Linked DNA regions of Mus musculus: region 1 is linked to region 2. Evidence: chromatin loops called from intact Hi-C (ENCODE). Cell type or tissue: heart. All regions are shown on one strand.

Region 1 (2,500 bases), 150 kb before region 2:
TTTCAGTTTGAGACCTGAGATAAAAGAAAGACCCATGATAAGAAGTAAAAACATAAATGAAGCTGGGGAAGGAGGAGGCTTAGGAGTTTGAATTTGACTTCATGATAAAGTCACTCACTGAGTTCTCTCTGCTCACAAAAACACTTGGCTTGGATAAAAGTAGACACAAATATTGCTGCAGTGCTGGCTATCCAAACCTCACAGCCCACAATACTTAGCACAACTTAAATACTTAGTATCAGGTGTACTTTTAGCCATCAGTAAAATTGTTCTCTAATAATTGAACACTCAGGTGTGTCAGAGATATAGTCTCTTGGCCTTTCATTCCTACATGTTTTTACCAACTAAACTTTACAGGGAGAAGTGCATATTCTTTGAATTCTGTCTTTAATTACCTTGTTACTTAAAACCTACTTTTCAAAGAACCTTTGGTAAGTAAAACAGTTTTTGAAAGAAGGTTATCTGAAAATCATGAAGGAAATGAGCTGTGTTGATGTACATCATTTTGATAGCTTACAACCCTGCTGACCAAATTAAGAACTCCATTGATGACAAATGTCAAGTATACTTTTAATGGTTGAGAATTTAGCAGGCCATGATATTAGACCTGTAAACCTCACTTAGGGCTTTTTAGAAAGCCAGAGACCAACCTGTGAGTATGCTTGACACAAATGCAGAGATTAAAAGGCATATTTCAGAGCAAGTGTGTAGGAAAACAGTTTATTTGGGATAGAACAGGGATGACCCAGTTTAATAAAATTGTTAATCTGTACCTAATAAAGAGACTGGTTTATTCTAAGACATGCTGGAATATCTAATATAATAATAATCATCACGTTAATTCCAGAGGATGTTTAGACAAGGAGTTTAACTTCTTTGAGCATCTCCCTAGGAAGTGTTCTCTGCCCAATTAACTTAAACATCACTCAAATCACTGTGTAAGGAATAGAATTCAGGATGTTCCTCCCATTTTAGGTTTTGGGAATCAAACATAAGGCCCCACATACGCTAATGAAACACTATCAATAGGCTACAATCCCAAACACCTCTTACGACTTAAAAGCTTGGATTTTTCAGTCCCAAAAGGACATGCATGGCATGTTCTCACTTATAAGTGGATATTAGCCATAAAATACAGGATACCCATGCTACACTACACAGACCCAAAGAAGCTAAACAAGAAGGAAGACACAAGTGAGGAAGCTTGACTCTCACTTAGAAGGGGGAATAAAATAGTCATAAGAGGCAGGTGTGGGGAGGGAACTGGGTGGGAGTGGGGAGGGGGATTCAGGATCAGGTGTGGGGAAGGACAGGAGACAGACAGGGGTGGAGAGGTGGAGGGCATCTCCAGGATGTGACAGAGACCTGGGATGATGGGGGTGCCCAAGAATCAATGGGGCTGTCCTTAGCTGTCACATCACCGGGGCTATGGAACCTGAAAAGGCCACCTCCTATAGCCAGGCAAGAACACCAGTGGAGTGCCCACAAAACTTTCCACCCCAAATTTATCCTGTCTATAAAAAAATTCATGAATGGGGAATAGAGGAGAGACTGAGATTCCCTCTTGAGACCCATCCCATGGGCAAGCACCAATCCCTGGCACTATTAATGGTACTATGTTGTGCTTGCAGACAGGAACCTAGCATGGCCTGTCCTCTGAGAGGCTCGGCCCAGCAGCTGGCTCAGACAAATGCACACACCCACAGCCAAGCAGTGGATACAGCTTGGGGACTCCTGTAGAAGAATAGGGGGAAGGATTGTGAGACCTCCACAGGGAAACCAACAGAGTCAACTAACCTGGACCCTTGGGACCCTCAGAATCTGAACCACCAACCAAAGAACATACACAGGCTGGACCTTTGCCTGCCTGTGCATATGTAAAAAAAATTTGCAGCTTGTTCTTCAGGTGGGTTCTAAACAACTGGAGCAGGGACTATTCCAAAAGCTGTTGCCTATCCTTGAGATATGGTCTTCTAGCTAGGCTGCCTTGCCTGGCCTCAGTGGGAAAAGATGTGCCTAGCCCCTGATGTGCCAGGGTGGGGAAATATTCAGGGATATCACCCACTCAGAGAAGGGGGATAGAGGGGGAAGATTAGTGGATGGGAGTGAACAGGAGGGAGAAGTATGTAAAGTGAATAAAAATAAAATCTTGTGTTTTACCTGGCTTTCATTGTTGGCTTTACCGAAGATCTGTCCAACCACTGTAGTAGCAGAAGTGATATTCTGAGCAGTCAGTTTACTGGCATCTGCTGTTAAAACCTGGGCTTCTCTAGAAATATTCTCAGCACTTGCTGTTTGGTTGTTTATCTGTTTAAAGGTAGTTTTGTTTATTTCAAAAAGTCTAGTTTATACACGTATTCCTAAACATTTTGCAAATGACTGCAGTTGAATGAGCTGTTTAACCGAATCTTTGTTTGCTTCTTTTTTTGTGTGTAAGCAACACAGTTCACAAACCCCGGGGAATCCCCTCATTCTCGACTATCTGCGTGCATTATATTAA
Region 2 (2,500 bases):
CAGAATGTAAGCGGGAAGGGCACAATGAAGAAGACAAGACGTGTCTCTAGCTGTCCTCTCTCAGCTCTAAGCAGTGTGAAGCCTGTAGGTAGGAGAAGGAGGAACTAAATCAAGGCCTTAGACTCAAAGCCAGGTATCAGGGCCACTACAGTGAAAGCCAGTGTCACAGATCCATAGCCTCTGTGCCCTAGACAGTGCCCACAGATTAAACCTCTGAAACCACGTTAGGCAGGCAGCCAAGACAGCACCACCACTCCCTTAACGTTGAGCAGCAGAGGAAGAAGATTGAACATTGTGGAACAGGACATAAAAGTTAACCTCAAGACTTTGTAGTTCAAGACCAGGGCTTGCCACAGTGATGCCCACACCAAACCCAACCTTATATAGTAAGCCTCTACGTATCCCACAGCATCTGATGGAGATCTGTACACACACAGAACAGATCTATGTGTCTGCACACAGACTTCAGATCTTCGTGGCCGTAGGACCCTAAGCTAACCAGCTTAGCATTTGCCTGGAAAGCCAAGGGACCCTATCAACAAAACCACCCACAACTTTAGACAGCACAACAGGGAACAAGAGTGTATTTGCCAGGAGCATGAGTGCCACGAAGACAGGACGGCCCTAGAACTCAGTGTCAGACTAGTGACCTAAACAATTTGAGACTCTGCAACAGTCCCAGTGCCGGAGAAAGACATGTCACCCAGCCATTACTATCTGTAGCTAGTTACAACAGTCTGGATCCATGTGCCTAGCTCAGCACCTGGCAATATATAGAAGTGTGGCCCTTTATCTTGCATGGGTGCTACTCGGTCTCAATAGGCTTTGAGCTCGTGCTGAGGGTGTTAGCCAACATATTACTTTCGGTCATCACACAACTGCTTGTCCCAGTTCTTCCCAAAATCCAAACAGCATAACACAGAGAGAAGACTTTCCACTAAAGGAATATAAAGGGACGCATGTGCCAAACTGTAGAATGAGAGCCTGAAGTTGGTTCTTCCACAGTCAGGAACTGGGCAGATTCCCACAAGGATTATGGACAAACTCTCTGGATCTACCTAAGGCGAGGGTGCGGTCGTGGGAACAGAGCACCCTTTTCCCCATCAAATTATTTGATTATTCACTTTATATCCAAATTGCAGCACCCCACCTTCCTAGTCCCTGCCCCACCATCACGCACAGCTTCTTCCCCTATGCCCACTCCCCTTCTCTCCTGAGAAAAGGTAAGTCTGCTCTGAGTACCAACCCACTCTGGTACCTCAAGCCACTGTAGGCTCAAGTCACTGGAGGACTAGGTACATTCTTTCCCACTGAGGCCAGACAAGACAGCCCAGTTAGGGGAATAGGACCGACCCACAGGCAAGCAACGGAGTCAAGGTAAGATTCTGCTCGAGACCAAGCTGTACATCTGCTACATACGCGCATAGCACCTTTTTAAAGTCCTGCTTCATTCCAGTTAAGCAGCATTCCAATTTAGGGTTTGGAACAAACTGAGCCTGGATCTCCCTCTAGTGTTGAAATATAATAAAACACCAACTGAGGGGTTTTAAACAATTCACCAGTGCCATCTAATGATAAAATTGCAGAAGGCACTCTAGGTAGGAAAATTAAGCAAGCACAAATACTTAACCCTTCAATGTGCAGACAGCATTGAGCATCAACAGGCACTGCCAGAGATCCATGGTCTTACCTAACGTTCAAAATATGGCGCCAGAAATCGATGACATTAGACTACATCGTAACTCTTAGTGGAAACCTCAGAGCAGCTGTTTCAGGAAACCCTTGGAACAACTTTGAGGAAACACAGAGAAATGAATAATCTAACAAAGAAATTTCACAGAAACATGAGGGCAATATTTAAAAATCAAGCTAAAGGGCTGGAGAGATGGCTCCGTGGTTAAGAGCACTGACTGCTCTTCCAGAGATCCTGAGTTCAATTCCCAGCAACCACATGGTGGCTCACAACCATCTGTAATGGGGTCTAATGCCCTCTTCTGGTGTGTCCGAAGACAGCTACAGTGTACTCATATAAAATAAATAAATAAATATTTTTTTTAAAATCAAACTAAAATCTTTGAGGTGGCTGATACACTAAGCAAAACTTAAAATTTGATGACAGGAGCCAAGAGCAGAATAGAGCCAAGGAAAGAAAGGATAAATGAAAACAGGCAACTTGAAAATGCAGAGAAGTTAAGAAGAAGTAACAAGGAGAGTGTGGGATCTGCTGGGTACCATGAAAAAAGAAGATATTCAGCTTGCTGGGGCTTGGTGCTGGAACCTGTGAGTATCAGAGGGAAAGCTTATCAGGGTTATAAAAGAAAACTCCTCAAACATATCCCCCAAATCAGATAACTAGATCAGAAGTCACAGTCAGACTCAACTCAAACACGTGGGCTGTAACTTATAGTCAGTTCCCCCAAGCACACTACAGGAGTTAAAAGTGAATTTTCTCAAAGGTTGAGGATAAAACAGAAGACTACAAAGTCAGAACAAGTAAAGA

Evidence for each region. Peaks named below come from ENCODE experiments on the same cell type or tissue, not always from the same donor. Only the 100,000 strongest peaks of a DNase experiment are listed, where the experiment ranks them.
Region 1: it touches region 2 in a loop (11-fold over the local background); 33 of 42 quality-filtered maps call a loop at or near these places.

The regions. Positions count from the first base shown.
Region 1 is chr16:56,768,053-56,770,552 of GRCm38, forward strand. Adgrg7 (adhesion G protein-coupled receptor G7) reads right to left here. Exons shown (of 16, transcript NM_172825.3): 5 at 2,161-2,307. Among named protein-coding and RNA genes, the nearest start is that of Adgrg7, 27 kb to the right of the region's middle. In heart, no CTCF peak of the experiment used is centred here; no DNase peak of the experiment used is centred here.
Region 2 is chr16:56,918,943-56,921,442 of GRCm38, forward strand. The region is part of intron 1 of Lnp1 (leukemia NUP98 fusion partner 1); the gene reads right to left. Among named protein-coding and RNA genes, the nearest start is that of Lnp1, 7.7 kb to the right of the region's middle. In heart, a CTCF peak has its summit at 1,552; no DNase peak of the experiment used is centred here.